Linked DNA regions of Homo sapiens: regions 2, 3 and 4 are each linked to region 1. Evidence: chromatin loops called from intact Hi-C (ENCODE). Cell type or tissue: heart left ventricle. All regions are shown on one strand.

The links. Peaks named below come from ENCODE experiments on the same cell type or tissue, not always from the same donor. Only the 100,000 strongest peaks of a DNase experiment are listed, where the experiment ranks them.
Region 2: a loop joins it to region 1, with 26 times the contacts of the local background. A loop is called at or near these places in 22 of 110 quality-filtered maps.
Region 3: a loop joins it to region 1, with 16 times the contacts of the local background. A loop is called at or near these places in 22 of 110 quality-filtered maps.
Region 4: it touches region 1 in a loop (2.1-fold over the local background); 18 of 110 quality-filtered maps call a loop at or near these places.

What each region holds. Positions count from the first base shown.
Region 1 is chr7:155,377,688-155,382,687 of GRCh38, reverse strand. It overlaps LINC03010 (long intergenic non-protein coding RNA 3010), which reads right to left and starts at 612. Exons shown (of 3, transcript NR_147174.1): 1 at 373-612. RefSeq lists enhancers at 1-554, 555-1,366, 4,102-4,602. In heart left ventricle, a CTCF peak has its summit at 2,393; DNase peaks (open chromatin) are centred at 2,387 and 4,667; H3K4me3 peaks cover 1,752 bases; H3K27me3 peaks cover 5,000 bases.
Region 2 is chr7:155,765,446-155,770,445 of GRCh38, reverse strand. RBM33 (RNA binding motif protein 33) reads right to left here. Exons shown (of 18, transcript NM_053043.3): 16 at 3,791-3,979. Among named protein-coding and RNA genes, the nearest start is that of SHH, 45 kb to the left of the region's middle. RefSeq lists a silencer at 1,831-2,024. In heart left ventricle, CTCF peaks have their summits at 1,724 and 1,923 (motif pointing right); no DNase peak of the experiment used is centred here; H3K27ac peaks cover 581 bases.
Region 3 is chr7:155,736,879-155,741,878 of GRCh38, reverse strand. RBM33 (RNA binding motif protein 33) reads right to left here. Exons shown (of 18, transcript NM_053043.3): 10 at 4,217-4,349; 11 at 3,476-3,819; 12 at 1,853-2,164; 13 at 1-60. Among named protein-coding and RNA genes, the nearest start is that of SHH, 73 kb to the left of the region's middle. RefSeq lists an enhancer at 1-435. In heart left ventricle, a CTCF peak has its summit at 3,029 (motif pointing right); a DNase peak (open chromatin) is centred at 3,018.
Region 4 is chr7:155,455,031-155,460,030 of GRCh38, reverse strand. It overlaps EN2 (engrailed homeobox 2), which reads right to left and starts at 1,902. Exons shown (of 2, transcript NM_001427.4): 1 at 969-1,902. The coding sequence starts at 1,653. It overlaps EN2-DT (EN2 divergent transcript), which reads left to right and starts at 2,913. Exons shown (of 3, transcript NR_186580.1): 1 at 2,913-3,041. RefSeq lists an enhancer at 2,249-3,240. In heart left ventricle, no CTCF peak of the experiment used is centred here; a DNase peak (open chromatin) is centred at 2,582; H3K4me3 peaks cover 2,425 bases; H3K27me3 peaks cover 4,602 bases.

The DNA of each region.
Region 1 (5,000 bases):
GGTCCTCCAGAGCCTGCCTGGAGCCTGCCAGCCGCTGCCTGCGGTCCTGCCCACAGCCTGAGGTCCCGGCCTGCACCTCCTCATAAGCCCACACTGGCGGTGCCATGCCATGGGCTCCCCTGGGCTCCCTCTGCCGCCCAGCCTGCCCCGCACACTCCACTCGCGCCGCCCGCCCTTTGCTGCAGGACGGGGCCAGCCAGGGCAACTCTCCGCAGCCCAGAGCTCTCGTCCCTTGAATCCTGCCGGTGGAGCAGGGGGCAAGGGGGAGCCAGGCACGCCCAGCCCCGGACCCGCAAGCAGGGACCCTCGGGGCGGCGGTCCGCACAGGGCAGGGGCTGCTGGAGACCCGCGGCCCCCACCCCCGACACTCACCGCGCGGTGCCCAGCGCGCGCCAGGGCTCCCATCAAGTCCTCTCGGAGCCCGCAGCAGGCTCCCACTTCTGTTTTTCTCTGACAGCCATGCAGGCAGCAGGCCTTCAGCCAGGCTCCCCGCCGCGCTTCCACGCACGCACACTCACAGTCACGCTCGTGCACACTCGCACGCACACGCACGCTCACGCTCATGCACACTCACACTCACATTCGTGTACATGTACACATTCACACCCGCATGCACACTCAAACTCACGCTCACGCACACTCACGCTCGTGCACGCGCACGCATACACACGCCCGCGCTCACACGGACACGAGAACTCGCCCCGCTGCGCGCCTGGCTCCCGGGACGCCTGGAGCTGGGGAGCGAGGGCCCCGGACGCCTGTAGCCGCCAGGGGAGGCCGGAGGGGCAGACGGGTGCAGAGAGCAGCCGGAAAGGCAGTGCCCGGCCACCAAGAGGCCGATTACTTGAGGGGCCTGAGGTGTGGAGCCCAGGCCGAAGACCCTGGGTGCGAGAAGGCAGCGGCCAGGAGGCCGCCCTAGAGCCTCGGGAGCGGGCGGGGGAAGGGGGATGTCCACGGAGACCAGAGTTGGTGGCTCTGACCGAGGAGGGCCTCGCGCTCCCCACGCCACTTGGCAGGGCTGGGGACACGCGCCCTCTCCCCCCTCTCCCTGGGGCCGCGCAGGGCTGTACCCGGGCTCTGCCCAGATCCCCTCGGAGCGGAAGATGCAAGTTGGCTTTTGTCTGACCCGGTCAGACAGAGCCGTTCTGTGGGATAAAGGCTTAACGCTCCGTGAACACGCAGAAAAAGCTCCGCGCTGGCCCTCTGACAATCCCATTGTCTCGGGCCTGAGCCCGGCGGTTTGGTCTGAAAGCGCCAAGTTCATGACATTTCAAAGAGCAATGATACTGGGAGAGGGGGGTGGGCAGGGGAGGGAGGGGTGTGCAGGAGAAATACATTCCTAAAATACGAAGTAACAGTATCTGACTCCCTCGCCAGCGCGTTCCTCAGCTCAGCCCCCTGCCCCACCCTCCACGAACCCATTCAGACCGAATCCCCTTCTCCAGCCCCGTGTGGACCCAGAGCCAGGCTGCAAAAGTCAGGATCACCAGGGACTGCGGTTTGGAAGGTGAAGGTGTGAAAAGATGCCCAAGTAGCTGCGTGGAAGCTTCCTGGAATGTCAGCAGAGTGACAGCAGCCGTTTAGCACAAGCTCCCATTGTCTGCACTGCCCCACAAGATAAGAATTTGCCAAAAAGGACTTTAGGTGCCCACATGAGTTTATTTTAAAGAGCTAGAGTGTTACTGTTTTCTTTCATTTGTATTACTGTTCGTACTATATCCTTTAAAAAAAAAACTATTTTCTGAGCCAGGAAGCAAAGGAGCTTCCATTTTTAGTGTTTAATTTGTTTAATGTGCCTCGGCAAAAGCAAATAATTCCTGAGAGAAAGCAGAATCCTCAGGAAATTGAATGTGTTTTGTCTCCAGCGAAGTTTCCCTTGAGTGATTTCGTTTGCTTTCTGTCTCGCCAAGCAGGCTCTGCACTGGGACCTCCAGCAGGCTGGGGCCAGGCTGGGCAGTCTGCAGCCCCTCTCCCCACCTTAGGTGGTGAGGCTTCTCTGATCCTCAGCCCACTGGCCAGGTAAACTGTGCTCCCGAAGAACAAAACGTAGCCTTGTAGAGTCATTCTAATGCGAGGAGAAAATAGGATTAGGCCAGAGTGTCAGCCAGGTAAGTCGGATTAACAGCAAGGTCCAATACATTTTGGCATTCTTGTGCTATTTTTAATTGTACAAAGGTATATGCTTCCCTTCCCTGGCTTTATTTAAAGAGGCTGTTTGTTTGTGCCCAAGAGGTAAATGATGAGCGATAAGGCTCTATGAGGAATTGGAAATGTATAACCTTGCAAAATGACATTTCGCCCTGGAAAGTGTGACACGCACACACGGGTAGATAAAGGGAGAGTGCGGAGCGTCCCGGGCTTTGTTAACGCTTCTTGCCCCCTGGCGTTGCTTTGATGGAAGGACACCCCACGCCTGGCTGCAGAGGTGTCTGCCAACGGCAGGAGCTCCTTCCCCACAGGCAGCCAGGCAATGACTACAAATCGATTCATTTTAAAAAAATATCCAAAGTCAGGTGTTAAAAAACGTATGAACCAGGATGGTAGGTCATTAAACCGTGGGAGAAAAGAGTTGGCAAAAACCTGCTTATATTATTTTTTAAAATATATATCTGTATTGCATTTTGCCACATGCAAATTTAGTCTAGGTTTGTTAATCAGGATCATGTGAGTGTGTCATAAATTAACATGATTTCTTCGGGGCAAGTCAAGAGAGAATGTATAATTGTTTAAGTTTGCAAATCATTTAGCAATTAACTTGGGGGGCAGAGGGCTGCAGTTCCCGGGTGGCCAAGGACATTCATGAGCCATGTGGAAGTTACTGAGTCGAATTGTAACTGTCCATGGCATTTCTGACCGTCCTTTCCAGGCCAAATGACAGACAGAAAGCCAGAGGGGACAGCACTGAATCCAAATGCTTTTGCATTCTGGGTGAGTGTGAACTGAGGGCACAGAAGCTTGGGGCCAAAGGAGAAGAAAGTTGCATTTGATCAAAGTTCCCCCTTTTGGGCAGAGGGCTGAGAGTGAGGATGACCAAGGGGTTTTGGCTTCCCTTTCAGACTCTGCATATGTGAGGTGGCAGGGCAGGGTTTAGGAATGTCATTTTCCTTAGATAGAGAAGGGTGTTCCCAAAAGAATTGTCCAGGGGTCAGGATTCTGGGAAAGCCATAACAGATGTATGTCTGTGAGGGCTTCCATCAGCTCGTGGAATGTTTTCTTCCTGTTGCAGAAACAGAAAGAGCAGTTTGTTGAATCTGAGAGTCGGTTTTGCCGACCTTGTTTAACTGCTGTCTGTCTGAGAGCTTCTTGCAGAGACGCTGGAGAATTCCTGGGGCGGGGGTTATTTCAAACTCAAGAATCTATCATTCCATTTTGATTAATCTGGTAAAGCAGGGTTCTGTTTCTCTTTTAAATTTTTTCTTCTTTTCCATATTTAACATAGATATGCATGTACATGAGAAGTAATGGACATTCAAAAAGCCAGATCCTGCTGATTCCACATTTCAATGGCTTGGTTTGCCAACTCATGCATGGGTGCCTCTAAACACTAATCAGTAATCCAGTTCATTGCTAAGGCTGCAGAGCTCCAGGATCTCTTATTTTCTCACAGGTGGGAAAAGACCCCCCGACCTTCTTGGTCTAAGCTCTCTTCTGGTTACTTGGTACCCACATGTTTACAAGGTATTTATTTTCATTAGACCTCCGATCGTTCTAAAGGCCTGCAGAGCCCAACCCTTCCTGCCTCCTCCTCTCCCCATCTTTAAGCTATAAAACCTTGGCGGAGTTTTCTGGGCTGTTCTCCAGGTTTTTGTTTTCCCCACTGTCCAGCATGGTACCTGAGATTGAGTGCAGGTGCAGCCGGCAGGACACAGTGGCTCCAGCGCCAGCTTCCGCTCCATCTCTACCCCATCCTTCTCCTCTGACTTATTTTGCTGTAACTCTGCACTTAATCTGATGAGGAAGGGTCCCTAGAATGTAGAATGTTGAACAAAATTCTCCCTAAAACAGGAGGAAGAGCTGGCCGTGGGGAGCGGGTTCTATAGTAGCTGCAAGTTGACCAAGTATGTAGAAAACATCAAAATGTGTCTCCATTCCCTTTCCTTGGGTCTGGGAGGAATGTCCCTGAGCCGTTCTTCCCAGCCCTTTTGTAACTAGCAGATGCATTTGTTAGAGAGGTCCTCTTGTTATCCCTGTTCTCAGCATTGTTCTTTCAGCTAGAAATTCACAGTAAAGGTGAGCCATCCTCCGAGGCCGAGGGGCATAGCTGAAACTCAGCAACAGGAACAGAAGTGAACCTCTCTTCACCATGTGTATTCGTGGGGTGGGGGTGGTGAAGGGGAAAGGAGATAGTGTTTGATTTTGTGAATCCAGGGTGAGGCTACAGGGACCCCAGAAGCCTCCTCTTCAGGCCCTTCAGTCAGCAAAGGCGGCCTCCCATCCCCAAGGCGCAAGCAGCGCAGATACCATCACAGCCGTAGCCCAAGCGCGCGGGCCCTCGGCCACTGTGTGCCTTCCCCGGACGTTGGTCTATGCGGAGCAGCCCTCAAGCCTGACTGATCCGGGTCTGCATCCCGCGGGTCTGGACGCGAGCTGGGCATCCGACCGCACCGCGGCGGGACGGGGAGCGCGGCCGCCTGGAGCTGCTTCTTCTGGGCGCTGGGCGCACGCTGCCGAGCGCGGGGCTGGGGCTTCCGGGGGCCAAGCCGGCTCAAGCCCGCACAGGCTCGCGGCGGGGCTGCCTGGCTGCCGCGTCTTGGATCCGGCCTGGGCCTGAGCTCCTGGACCTGGGGTTTTGTTTTGTTTCGTTTTTGTGGAGGAGAGGGGGTTTGGAGACATGAATTGCACTGGCATGGTGTAGGGGAAATATTTGGAGATAGTTGGCAAGAATTCATCCCCAGGTCCAAGGAGTCCAACTAAGCCCGGTTTTAGGGAAGCCCAGCCAGATGTATCTTGAGACAGAAAAGGACATCGTGCTAGGTCTGTGGGGCGGACGCTGAAGAGTT
Region 2 (5,000 bases), 390 kb before region 1:
AGCCCCTGCAGAGCCTCAGTGAGCCTGCTAAGCATTTCTGTATGGAACGGTGTGCAGGACTGGCCCATGGGGCTCCCCTCTACACACAGGTCATTGTGTGACCAACCTCCTGTTGGAAATAGGGCGCCTGAAGCCTGCACACGATTCCAGCGGTGGGCTGAGTGGTAAAGAAAGGTTCACAACAGTGCTCTGGGCAACTCCAGCCCGCACCGAGTTTTCTGCCCCATTTCAAGTTTTCATCTATTATCATAACATGCTGGGTCTTCCTGGACACCAATTCTGGCACTTCCCCTGAATTTCAACGTTTGGGCTCTCCTGCACATCCCGGGCGCGTTGCTCCTTTTGCTCTGGTTTAATTTTAAAACGTCTCCTGACCTCTCCTTTTCCCTTTTCACTCCTGGTTGTCCCATCTTCCCTGTCTTACGCATGCTTCTCCTCTAAAGCACAGACAAGCTCTGTGTTCTCACACAGGTCTCTTCAATCCTCCTCCTCCTTTTGGAATGATTAACAACCGTGTTCTCAGAACCCTGTGGGAGAGCCTCCAGTTAACTAGCTTTTCCGTTGTGGCTTCCCATCATGTGCCCACACACATCTGTTCTTTAAGCCTGTGACGTGGGCTTTTCTGGAATCCGTGTCTGACACTGCTTAGTGTTTTCTTTCTCAATTGTCCAAACTTCAAAACAACTCAGCTGCTCACTCAAGATTCCAACATTTTCTACTTCACCAACCAGGCCTTCCTGCAGTCAGAACCAGACGTAAAGGGGCTGTCTTCTCGGTGATCCACTTTATCTTAGAAGCAGAAGCAGAATCAGTCAGTCAGACGCCGAGATGATCCCACCTTCCACCGAGTTCACAGGGCCTCCATGGTGGGCTGAGATCCGCTCTGCAAAGGGCAGATTCTTCTCTGAGCGGTACTCTCTACATTTCCATGCCTACCCCCAAATCAGCAGCGTCAGGGAGAGGCTTCTGCACTGCATCTCCGAGGGCTCTCCTCAGCAGCCTCTGGGGGACGGCAGCCCCCCTGGCCTTGGGAGCAAAGCTGACTCGGGAGAAGTCGGTCACTAGGGCCCAGCCAGGGAGGCTGTGCGCCCACTCCCCTTCTTCCCGCTGCTTTAATGTGCTTTCCCGCAAGAAACACAGATGACGGTTTCTTGCTTCTTTCAGTTCCTTCCAGATGACACCCAGGAAGAACGAAAGAGTTCCTATGTGGTTTATGAGTAGACAGAAAAAAAAAATATCTAGTCTTCGAAGAATCAAGTTCTTGTCAAGTTACAATTTCTGAAACATGGTTACAGTTCGAAACTTTTTGGAAGACCATCTTCTGGTTATGACATTTCTACGAAATCTTCTCATTCTTCCTCACTGAGTCTATAGATAAATGTCTTTGAAATGGACTTTCTGGAGAGGCTTATTAATGTAGTTTAAGGAAGTAAAACACTAATCTGAGAACAAAACTGGCTACCACATCACTGCTACACTGAGAAAAGTTCTCAAATTCCATGGGTTTAAAAAGTATAGTTAACATGCAGTGACAGCCGGGTGCGGTGGCTCACACCTGTAATCCCAGCACTTTGGGAGGCTGAGGCGGGCGGATCACGAGGTCAGGAGATCAAGACCATCCTGGCTAACACAGTGAAACCTCGTCTCTACTAAAAATACAAAAAATTAGCCAGGCGTGGCACGCGTCTGTAGTCCCAGCTACTCGCGAGGCTGAGGCAGGAGAATCGCTTGAACCCGGGAGGCGGAGGTTGCGGTGAGCCCAGATCGCACCACTGCATTCCAGCCTGGGCGACAGAGCGAGACTCCGTCTCCAAAAACAAAAACAAAAAATAACATGCAGTTACTAGAATCTTCTAAAATTAAAAGGCCCAAAGGAATGAATATAGGTCCTCCTGGTGTAGACACCACCTGGCATTACACCAGTGAACACTAGGTGGTGCCATATCCCAAAGAGACAGAGACTCGACACTATTCCAAAACATTTAGGATAAAAAATATTTGTGGCTCACGCCTGTAATCCCAGCACTCGAAGGAAATGGAAGCAAATGGAAGGAAAAAGAGACCATTTAAGAGGTCTATACAAACCCACGGTACAAAATGCAAAATTCAATTTAAAAGACAAGACAGAAATTAGCTGGTTTGGCAATGACTCCAAGCATATTCTCACAATGTAGGCTCTGAGCCTCACTCAATGCTGTGAGAAGCAAACAGTACTTGCTGTTCAGGTATGGATCTTGACAACTCGATCACACTCAAAAATATTCAAGAAAATGATCAAGACTACACAGGATGAAGCAAAGTCCACAAAAGTAGCAGGTGACATATGAAAACAACAGTGCAACCCTTCTGCCCACAGGGAAGTGCAGATCGCCCCAAAGACAGGAGGACCAGCAGGACACTGGGCCACACACGTGAGGCCTCGCCAAGCGCACCCATCTGTGGCTCACAACAGACTAGGCTCAGGGTTTTTTCATCTGGACTCACTGCTACACAGTTACTGGACCAGAATTCTCCATCACCATTTATTTTGAGAATCTCAGATTAGGATAACCACATTTTAATCCATCTAAAATGCTCTAGTGTCTACCGTGTTCCTGCAAATTAATCCAGATTATGATCAATTGTTTTGAAATATCCTTAAACATACACTGTACGCTTCTAATAGCTGATGAAGTATTCCTAACTGCACCACTAGGGAGCCCGCTCTATCACAAACAGAAGCCAAGGCTTTGGGTTAACTTTCCATTACTACACACCAATAAAAATGAAACCTATCTCCCCAGGAAGCCAGTAATGAAGATGGCAGCAATTAAACCCAAGTAACATGTATGTTTCTGGAAGAGTTTTCATCTATTCATTTTTAGGAACTGTCAACAGCAGATGGAGATCTAAAACATGTACATTAATTACCCGTATCAACCCTAGTGTTAACATGTTTCCAAATCCACCCATGAAGCTAGAGGCTGTAAGAGATTCTTGAAAGAAAGCACTTTGGACTCCTCAGAACTCTGACATGTACTCTGTGCATCCAAAAATGTCTTATTTCCAAAGTGCTCTGCCCCCAGACACACCAGATCCCACCACGGGACGCACGGTGCGTGGCAATGGCAACAATGGGCACCACAGGTGGCACCTGACGGGGAGGCCAGAAATCGGACTGAACAAGCAGGTAGCTTCTTCGCTGGGTCAGCCTACAGAGACCAGGAGTTTCCGTGGAAAACCCTGTTTCCAGTGGACCTGGAACTGTGTTCCTTTTCATGCATCTCATTTGCAGCCAGCTCAGCAGGCATGTTTCAGCATTAGAGTTAGCCAGCTTTAAATTAAGAGATGAAGATACAATCCAAGATACTGTCATATTTGTAAAATCTAAACCAAGTCACAGCTATTTAGCACATGAAGCTATTTCTGGAAAGCAAGGAAAAGAAGGCTAAATACTTTAAAATGTAATGTTATTACAAATAAAACAAGTCATTTGATAGAACAAAAAATTTTGTATGTATGTGTGCAAGTGTGAACCTTCTATGACAATTAAAAGGATCTCAAAGGATAATCTGTTCAGCTGGGGTATTTATTTCTTAAAATTTATAACTAAGAATCTGAAAATTTCAAAATAAACGTTTGAGGCAAATGTTCTGATACTAAGTATGCACAACAGGTTATTTGTCTTACTTCCCAAGTATTATTTTAATATGAAGTAGCCAACACAAAGGGCACTGTGTTTTAAATCAAGAAATGATTTTGTCTTGGGACACAACTACCCGTGGCACAGATGCCACCCCCAGGCGGCTACCTGAATGGGTCCCACTGACATCAGCAGGCTCTTCAGCTGGGCATCCGTGGTGGACGAGGACAGCCCCTCCACAGACACCACGCAGGGCTGGGGCTTGCACTCCACCACCCGCAGGTTCTGCTTGTTTGGCATCAGGCGCCCCCGGCCCATGGGACCGGCCACTCCTCTGCCTCGTCCGTGCATGATGGCCTGGTGACAACAAAGGAAATACATTCAGAGTTTCAAGCCTGAGCTTCTTCGATAGTCACTAAGATATAAAAGTGAACAAATAACTTAGAATCCATTAAAATATACCATGAGCTACAGGATTTTCTGTAGTTTTCTATCCACTATCAGAGAATGTTTTAATAGCTAAATGAGACAACTATATCCAGCAAGTTTAAGTGTAGGCGGAGGAAGAGGAGGGAGCTGACGAAGCCTGCACCTCTCCAGGGGCCACACGCTTGTGCTCGGTGGGCACTCTGTGTCATCATCATTCTGTGTAGATCAGGCACCCGTCAGGGCTGAGAAACTTGCTGCAAATGACAGTTCAGAATTTGGATCCTGTCCTGAGAGTCCCAGAGCCCCCATTTCTCCTAGTGTAGTATAGGCTGGTTTAAGCAGGACCTGCTGTGCACAGTGCTAAGTCCACCTTACAGTCACAACAAGCCACAGCATCATGTACCTGACTCCGCTGGCAGAGACTACATTTGCTACCCTGAAACCCTCCCAGGCAGATTCTGCAACCAGAAATTCAGCCGTGGCTGCACATTTCCATCGTCTGCAAGCTTTTCAAAAGAAACAAAACACAATTGTGACTGAGGACCCAGGCACTCCCCAAGTATGATTCTGCTGGTCTAAGGCGGGCCTAAGCATTATTATTTTTAAAAGCTGCCAAGGGTTCAAAACTACTGCTCAAGGAACTTTTAAAGAAGAGGAAACTGCTGAACTTTCCCACACTTTCTCCAGATTAGAAAGTCAGAGAGAACATATGTGCCCAATGTAGCCTAGGACAGCGGTGAAGCGCAGAAGGCAGGGTGGTGATGGACGGCACTAGGTTTCCAGATGGCCTACCCGAATCCTGTTGGGGAGTTCGGGCAGAATGCAAAAGTGGCCTCCCAGTCCATCACAGAGAAAGGCAGAAAGTTAGGTGGAAACTGGAATAGAACCTCAGGACTTGAGTGTGCACGCACACAAAAGGAAACGAAGAGAAAACCTCCACATTTCTTAG
Region 3 (5,000 bases), 360 kb before region 1:
TGGCGCAGTGGGCTGCATTTGCTGCATGGGCCGCTTGCTTACATTCTGAGAAGTTGTATTCTTTTCACAAAAAGAAAGAGATTCTAATTGTAAGTGGAAACTTGGCAGAAGGAACATTAAAAGGCACATTATTAAATAAAAACACAATAAATCATTCTAATTAGTAAATGACTTCTTTTGGGGAGCAGATACTTTTTTCTCATACTTTTTTTCTCATACATAAATGTCACCTGATCCATGTGGCAGCATGCCTCATCCTAATGTTAACAATTTCCATTGGTAAAGTTGTCATACTTGCCTACAGAGAGGCTCCTCTTCATAGAAATTACACCAGGCTGATCTTTAGCAGGTGCTTCAGTAAAGGGACTGACAGTTTTAAAAGAATTAAGACAGCCAAAAAACCACTCTATCTGCCACCAGAGATCAACGGGATTCACATGCTACTATTTTACCTAGTCACTTAAATTTAAGCTGGAACAAGGAAAGAATCAAGCATCAGGTCAATGTCCTAAGAAACATGACCCCCGGGAGAAGAAAGGTGCCAGAACGTTTTACTCGAGAGGAAATGCTTAGTCATATTCATCCTGGGGATTCTTAAGAGAGAACCAACACCTGGAGGAGGCAAAGAGAACACGAGAGAGCTGGAAGGGGGGAGGGGGGAAGCAGGGGGATCTCCGAGGTCCCGCAGGTCAAATATCCCAGTGCACGAGGGTCATGAGACTAGCCTACCATTATTCTAACAAATGAAACCCAGGTTATAAAGCACCCTCTTCTCAGATTTAGAAATCTTTTCTTACTGTTCACAGCACTTTAGTTGCAATGTTTACTTTAAGAAAGAAAGAGGCAAATATCAGGAAAACTGAGATTCCAAGCAGCTAAGTGACATGACTGAAGCTCAAGGGTGAAAAGAAGACAATACCAAAAGAAAACTGACAGGCGAGAACCCTGACCACTGACCACACTGTGTCTCTTTTTCTAAAAACCAAATTACAAAGTCTCATATATATTTAATGGAGGCAAGAGCCCTGACCACTGACCACTAGCCACATTGTGTCTCTCTTTCCTAAAAGCCAAATTACAAAAGCCTCTTATATATATTTAATGGAGGCAAAAACCCTGACCACTAGCCACACTGTGTCTCCCTTTCCTAAAAACAAAATTACAAAAGCTTCTTATATGTATTTAATGGAGGACAAGGGCAATGACTGTGGCCTTTTATTTTCAGAGCAATACATTGTTTCCCAGTTTCTTTTAATGCACGACAAGTCACACATTTGCTGATGGTGCTTGAGAACACAACCCCACAAATAAATGTATGCTAATCTCCCTCGACTGAGTATAAGCTCCTTGAAGGAAAAGAATTTGTCTCTTCTGTTCACTGCTGTATTTCCAGGACTAGAGTAGCACCTGGCAACAGAACAGTCAACGTATTTTTCCTGAATTCATTTATGTATTTATTCAGGGACCAAAAAGACAGAGATAATCTATACATCAAAAAATAAGCCACTGGTAAAGGGAAAGTGACTACCACCCAAAAGTATTTTCTAAAGTTACGTGTCTATTAATTCCTGTCTATTGCTATAGAAATATCTAGATACAAGAAAGATGCTTAAGTAAATATTAACACAGTCTTTGAGACACAAAAGGAGTATCTTATCAATTCTTGTAGTCAAGAAAACAAATCACCTGAGTGTTTTTTAAAACATGGATTCACTTCAGAACTATGTACTACACATTTTATAAACAGAAATCAGAACTGGAAAATATTCTAACCTACATATTATGCCCCTCAAGTCCTGTAAGTTAAAAGGCCTCCCAGGAAGACACAGGGAAGACACCCCTTGACACTTACATGCCGGAGCCCCTGGCGCTGGGGGCACTGCATCCGGCTGCTGCTGGCCTGAGGCTGAGCGGTCTGTACGTGAGGCCGGAACTGTGGCTGAGACATCGGCATCAAAGGAGGGGGCGGGACGGACAGGTGGTGGTGGTGGTGGTGGTGCTGGTGCTGCGGCGGGTGCTGTGGTGGGTGCTGGGGTGGGGGCTGGTGCTGGGGCGGGGGCTGGTGCGGGGGCTGGTGCGGAGGCTGGTGCTGTGGCGGGGGCTGTTGCTGAGGTTGCTGAGGCTGAGGCTGATGCGGAGGGGGCAATGGAGGATGCAACGGCCCCTTCCATTTCCAAAGAAAGAGAAACAACAGTTCATAAATGGTTACACCGGGCATAATCACTTCAATCATTTCCTAAAAAACCTCAACACAAGAAAGGAACTTTCAGCGATACCAAAACTTCATTTTAGACTTGCTGATGAAGGTAATACTATCTAAAATGCAGTAATAAGCCAGAAGCTATTACCTTAAATTTTATATTTAATCCAGTAATTCTAGGATTGAATTGTCCTAAGGAAAACTAGGTATGCAGACAAACTCATAACTCTAAAGCATGTTCCCTGTAGCACTATGATACTAAAGTACTGAAACCAGTATACACACATGCAACCACACAGACAGCATGAAAGGGAACCGCATACAGCACTCTCAAACGATGGCATCAAAACCAACTCGCTGACATGAAAAGATCAAATGATATGTGACACTGGAGGGAAAAAGCAGGTGGCGAGAAGATGTGCATTTAAAAAAAGACAAAAAAAAAAGCTCCTGAATTGTTTCTAGGTAACGAGAGTATTTAATTTCCTTTCTTATATATACTTGAAAATTTCTGCAATGGGGATGTATTAATTGCATTTTTTTAATAAAAAGAAAAATTCTTAAAAACATTTTATCTTCCTTTAACACCCTAGATAATATTCATTTTCCGTTTTTGGCTTAGATACGTATTCCACGTATTTTTAAATAGTTGATTCAAGTTTACCATCGCTATGTATTTTAATAGTAACCCTACAATACAAGAAGAAATATACACTTGGTAAGAAAGATGTTACAGACGCATGTCAACCCATGAAGCAGAAGCCGATGGGCAGAGGGCACTCAAGGCCTTCAAATAACCAGTGAAAACCCATGAAGCAGAAGCCGGTCGGCAGAGGGCACTCAAGGCCTTCAAATAACCAGTGAACAGCAACATCTTCTTCCCTCCATGCAAAGACTCTTTTCAAAACTGTCTACTGCAGGAATATAATTTGACAAAGTATTTCCACTGGTAAACCTCTCATGAAATTTTATACAGATGAGCAAATGTATTATCAAAACATGTCCTAATTTTATTAGTAGTATACCCTTTAAACAATTATAATAAGTAGCATTTTTCAATTCCCAAAAAATGACATTTTCCCATTTTTTTCTTGTATTGAGATAAGTAACATTGTTGAAAAAAGTTGTCTTTAACAAACAGTACATTTGAGACTAATACTCTATTCTTTAAATAACCACAAATTAGTAGGCTCAAATAAAAATCTGAAACTTTATGGAACACAAAGCCTTGAAGCTACACATTTTTTCCCTGGAGGTTCACTCAGGATGCATTACCTGCAGGTTGGGCTGTGTGTGTGTGGGCAGAAACGGCTGTCCTGGGCCTGGCAGGAACGGCTGTCTAGGAGGAATGAAGGGCCGTGTGGTTGCCGACCCAGGCTGGCTAAAGTGCAGAATCCCCACCGGACCTGGAGGCTGCAAGGCTGGTCGTACGGGCCGCTCTCTTGGGAACACTGGCTGCTGTCCTTGCTGATTAAATGCTGGTCCTGGCTGAGTGAATGGTAGAGGACTCTGAGTAGGAACAGGATGGCTACTGTTAAGAAGGGTAGGAGGCGGTGGTGGTGGAGGGGGACTTCGCTGTTCCAGAAAAAGATGGCTCGGGAATCTTGGTTCACCTGAAACTGAAAGGTAACACAACATCATTAACTTCAGGTTAAAAAGACCATGTGCTTCTCAGAAAAGCAGTCTGAAGCACTATCCTACTGTGGACAGAAGTCACAAGTGTTGACAGGTTATGAATGTTGGAAACAATTCCAGATTTTGCCTCTTATTTCTAGATTGCTTCATTTGTCATTTTCTATACATAAATTCCCTTTTATATGAGATGTTCCGATTTCAGATACCAACAATGTCCAATTTTAGCACCTGAAATGACAGGCAGAACTGCTATGGTACAAAAACCTGGCATTCCTAACATCTCCAACTGGGAGTTCAATTCAGTTTACAAAATAAATGTGTTTGGGCACATCACCCAATGCAGCTTCTGTTGTTACTCCACACCACTCACTCTTTCTGTACCTCCTAAGAAGAAAGGGTCTCGATCCTGAGGCGGGGGTGGGGCTCTCCACTGGTCCTGGAGAGGGAGTCGTGGGGGCTGGCTGAAACTGTTGGGAACAGGTCCAGGTGTATGCTGTGGAAATTCTGGAGGGCCCTAAAGAACAACAACAACAACAGAGAAACAGGGTGAAGGACAGAAAAATGGTATGTAATTTTTAGAAATATAGACCTGGTTCCAAGTTTTCCTCAAAAATGTCAAGTAACGTGTCTCCTAACAGTCACTGTCTTTCTCTTTCTACACACACACACACACACACACACACACACACAGAGTCATGCATCCTTAATGACAGGATACATTCTGACACGCATCCTTAGGTGATTCCATCATGCGAACACCACAGAGTGTATTGTAATCACACACACACACACACACACGCGCACCTAGATGGTAGCGCTTTCTACACACCTAGCCTGTATAGTACACACTAGTAGCTCCAAGGCTACATACCAGCGCAGCATGTTACTGTACTGAATACTGTAGGCAACTGTCACACAATGCTAAGTATCTGTGGATGTAAACATATCCAACCCTAGAAAAGGTTACAATAAAATACACTATTATAATCTCATGGAAACACTGCTGTCTATGCAGTCCACCATTAACCAAAATATCCTTACACAAGACATGACCACACATATTAACATAAAAACTGTTACACAACAGGTGATTCTGCAATATTAAATGATCAAAAATCAAAACGCAGCAACTAGAAATTAAGTCAATGTTTTAATGTCATTATAA
Region 4 (5,000 bases), 77 kb before region 1:
GCAGCGGGGATCCGCTGCCAGCTCGGGGTCAAACAGTCCACTTCTAATGGCGGTTCCCAGCCGCAGACCCGCATGGAATGCAGTTGATGATTTCTACAAGGACATGGACTTAGTTTTTTAAAATCGCAGATCTATGAAAAAATATATCCAGCATCTCTGCAGGGCCCCTGCGAATGCTGCCTCTTTCCCATCAGCAGCCCCCAGGAAACCCTGAGAGAAGGTCCTTTCTATTTGGGGATGGCAGGTGCCGGGAGGGACGGCTGCCTCCCTTGTCCTCGCTGTGTGCAGGAAGGGGGCTGAGCCCCACCACTGCGGGCTGGCGCTGGCAAACAAAGTGGAGCCAAGGGGAAAGGGCGCCTTTATTTTCCTCCTTCCCTGTGTGCATCCTCCTGAGTCCCACCGGTCAGCGCAGGCCCGAGGGGCAGAAGGCAGAGCGGCAAAGGGCCTCGCCTTTTCTTCCCCGAGCACAGCCGGGATAACCGGATGGTAGGACAAGTCTGGGGTGGGCTGGGGCATGCGTCCCCGGCCTGGCCTGAGTTGGAAGATCGTAGGGAAGGGGATGAGAGTGTGCACTTCCGGGCCCATCTTCCAGCCACCACGTTCCCACCAAAAAAAACTACAGTGGGGGAGACATGGGCTAGGGGCTGGGAAGAGATGCGCCAAGGCGGGGTGGAAGACAGAGAGGGGAGACAGGGAGAGAGGAAGGAGAGAGAGAGACAGAGAAAGAAAGAAGGTCCCTTCTGCGGTCCTAAGAAGTCTGTACCCCCTAGCGAATCAGTCCTGCCGCTGGACTCCTGGCCGCTGCCCGGGCCGGCGTCAGCTTCACACAATGTCGCGTGAGTCTTTGTGCGTGTGCGCGGGGGAGGTTCGAGATGTTTTCCTCCCGGTAAGTTCCCGCGCCAGCACCGCCCCCCAGCTCCGCGGGCCTCCCCGCGGCGAGCCGGGACGCGTGGTCCCCGCGGGCTCACCTGAAGAAGGCCGGTCCGAGTAGCGCGTACAGTAGACCCACGCCGGCCAGAGCATGGGCTGCGCGCCCAGGTTGGCGCCGGCTTGCGAGCTGTCCGAGTCCGAGCTCACCGACAGGTCGCCGCCGCCCAAGCCGCGGGCCTTGAGCGACCCGTCCAGGGGGCCGCCGGGGTCGCCGCCTTTCTTGGCGCCACCGTGCAGCGAGAGCGTCTTGGAGCCGCCTTCCCCGTCACCCGGAGAGTCGCTGCCGGCGGCTGGGAGCGGCCCGCCCGCGCCGGGCGCACATGGCGGGTTCTGCCGGGGCTCTCGGGAGCCCGAGCCCAAGAGCTGCTCCGAGCCGCCCGCGCCGCCGCCTCCCTCCGCACCGCTCGCGCCGCCTTCGCCGCCGGCTCCGCCGCCCCTTCCTCCTCCCGCGCCCGCACAGCAGGTCCCCGCGTCCTTTCGCCGGCCGAACTCGGGCCGCAGGATGTTGTCGATGAAGAAGTTGGTGATGCGGTGCGGGTGCTGGTGGTTGCCGGGCGCCTGCAGGACCGCGGGCAGCATCAGAGCCCGCCGGCGCCCGGTGTCCGCTTCGCCCGGGCTGCTACCGCCGCCGCCGCCCGAGCCGCCGCCGGGGCTGGATTCCGGCTGCCGCTGTCCCTCCACCGCCGCCGCTGCTTCGCCAGGCTTGGGGTCATTCTCCTCCATGCTGTTCACAGTAAATCCCACACTGGTTCTCCGGGGACGCCCTTCCAAATCAGCCTTCGGCCCTCCCGCGGCGCACACGGAGACCCCCGCGCCCCCACCCCGCCGAGTCTTCCGAGGGCGTGCGCGGCGGCCGCGGCCAGGGCTGAGGTCCTACAAGTCGCCGGCCGCGCTCGGCGCGGAGCCACCTTTGAATCCACGAACTGGGTTAGAAACACCACGAGCCGCCCCGCTCGCCCAGACGATGAGAGATTCAACAGAGCCAAGTCCTCGACTTCGCCGCGCAGCCGGGGTCTAGACAGTCGCAGTGGTCCGGCGGGGACGCGGGCCGCCTCCCGGGCTCCCCGCTCCTCTCCGCGTCCGGCCGCCTCGGGCTCCGGCGCCGCCGCCTGGGCCGCCCGGGGCGAGAGCTGCGCGCATGCAGGCAGCGCGTTCCCCGGCGCTCACGCCCGCCCGGGCCGGCTCCGGCCGCCGCCGCCGCCCGGCCGTCCCCGCCCGCACGCCCTAGCCGGCCCTCGAGGGTGCCGGGCGCCCGCGGTCAGCGCGCCCGCCACCGCCCGCACGCACATGGAGGCCCCCTCCTCGCGGCCGCCGCCCCGCTGCGGGCCGGGGCGCCCCACCGGCGTGCGGCCGCGCCCCCGCCGAGCCCCGCAGAGCTCCGCGGCCCGAGTCGCATGGGTGAGAGACGCGAGGCCAGGGCCCGGCCGGGCCGGGCTGGGCCGCCCGCGCTCCCCGGCCGTCCGCCGCCCTCGCCGCCTCGGCCTCCGCGCGGGCTCGGAAATTTCCAGGCCACTCGGCGCAACCTGAGACACTTTCACTCTGGATTTTTGTTCTTATTTTTAACAGAGCCCCCTCGAGTGACGTCGCAGGCCGGTCTCCTGGACACGTGCCTCGGGCCAATGGCCGCGGCGCCGCGCGCCCACGTGACGCTCCGGCCGCCGCTGGGTGACAGGAGCAGCCCGCCGCCCCTCCTCCCCTTAAAGCGGCCGCGTCCCCCGCTCCGGGTGCGGGAGCCCAGGAACCCGGAGAGACCCCCGACCGCGTCTCCTGCGCTCGCCCGCGCTTTCCCTGTCGCTTCGCGGTTCAGGGGTGTGAGTCACCCGGCGACAGCCCCGCCAGGTCACCCCGGGGCGCGTAGGTGGACACGCACAGGAAGATCGCTATTTTTAAGATTTCCATATTGTTTACCGTGGGGCGAAATCCCACAATTCCTTGCACAAAATGCATAAATAATATTAAATGAGCTGCCGAGATACAAAGGGACTTTTGTGGTCCGCTTTCCTTGCTGATGGAGAGGAATAGTGTCACTCCCATTTGACTCGGTAACCCGGCAGCTTCCTGTCTTAAACGCAGAGCTGGCGCGCAGGACACTCCTCCTGCAGACACTTATTGTAAGTGTGCGTGTGTGTGCGTGTGCAGGGAGGCGCGTGCATACGGCCGCATTCCACCCGGGGACAGCGACCCTCATGAAACATGCTTAGCGATCCGAAAGAGCGGGGGAATGCAGTATGCGGCTCCATTTGCGAAGGGAGAAATCCAGGAGCCTCGGAGGTTCTAAAGGAATCCTTTTTGCCAAGGAGAGGAGGGGTGACTGTTCAGCTAAGACTTCAAAACCAAGTCGCCCGCCCCCCTCTAACTTCTCTACTCTGATTGAGGAGCTCCCAGACCGGTCATCTCGTTTTCTTTGTTTTAAAATCCTTTAAACTAATTTTGCCGGAGAGCAGGGCCCATTTGAAACGAGAATTAGGAATCCAACGGCAAGGGTGGGAGCCCCAGTTGGTTTCTCCCCTCCTCTCTCTTCATCTTTTCTAGACTTTCCTTCCAGCTGTTGTCAGAATGTCCAACTGGAAGTTCTGTTTCCTCTTCTCTTCCCCCTCCTCCCTCGGGCTCCTTCCCATTTGCTCTTGTCTACCCACCAAACACCCGTTGTTACCCCAGGCTCGCCTGTCCATCATTTAAAATGCATTTTTATGGAAATGTGTGAATTCCTGGAAACATCCGATAGGGCAGCTCTGGGGGTGCGGGAGCATTTGCACGCCATGAGTACCCTCAGTGCGGGGGAGGCGGGGAGGCCGCAGCCTGGCACGGACACCCTAGGGCTGATTGGCCCTGGGCAGCTGCACCGTGCTCAGCAACCCAGACCCCCGCAGAGGCAGCCAGCAGGTTGCTGCCAGGCCCTGAGTGAACTTGGGGAGTCTGGCAAGCATCTCCGAGGCAGCGTGGCCTGCCAGGCCACCTGGGGCCTGAAGGTTGCACCCTGGCCTTGCGAAGCTCCTTCCCCAGTGTCCATCCCACGTGCTGTCCTTCCCCTGCAGGCTTCAGAGTGCTGGCTGGGCTGGGATGAGAAACGACAGTTCCCACAGCTGCTCCCAGGAAAATTACCCCCCCACCCAGGACGGGAATGGTGGGGGAGGAGGTGCTGGGCTGGCCTCCTGGCCACTGGACGTGGCTCTGGTCAGAGTGTGCCCTCTGTCCGGTGTGTCTAGGGCAGGGTGGGGAAGCCTCTTCTCGCTGGGGCTGGATTCCTCCACTTTTTCTTCATTGGAGGAGTCCTTACCAAATGTTCTGGCTAGGCACACATCTGCCAGGGGTCCTCCCCGAGTCTCAAAAAATCAAACCCCACAGTCTACCTGCCCCCCGGGAAAATAGGGCTGGTGAGAGTTTGTGGGAAGTCTTATTGACGCTTACTTGGTTTTTTGGGGGGAGAATTTTCTGCAACTCTGGAAACTCTGATGATCACCAGTCAGGAAAGGGAGGGTCCAACGACTCTGGGTCTCCTGAACATGATATTGGGGGGAGGAGGGGCCCTGAGCTCTTTGGTTCCTGCAAAACCATCCCAGGTTAATGGCTCCACCTGTCCCATGAAAGCCAATTAGGCGGCTTCCTGAGAAGTATTTTCTGAATTCTTGGGACTCTTTGCCTCTGACTGCCTCAGTATAAATGGCCCCAAGACGCTGGGCTTCAGCCCTGTGCTTTCCTGCGACCCAGACCCCAATTCGTGGCTGCAACAGAGACTCTGGGAAGCAGAGCGTCACCTCCAGGGCGCCTGGCGGGCCGGTGGGCAGAGACCTGCCCTCGCAGGGTCTGCGGGCTGGGCCCTGGGGTTGGCTGGAGGAAGAGGAATTCGTGGGTCGCTCTCCTGGAAAGGAGGAAGGTGAGAGGTGGAGGGAGGAATAGGAGAAAGAGAAATAAATGAAGAGAGAGATAACTAGAGGGTACCGGGCCCCCCAGAGTGGACCCAAACACGAAACAACTCTGGGAAAGCGGTAAGAGGGGTCACCGTTCAAAGGGCCGGGGAAGCTGGGATGGGGCTGCAGAAAGTTGAGCTGCCCAGGGGCTGGGCGGTGCTG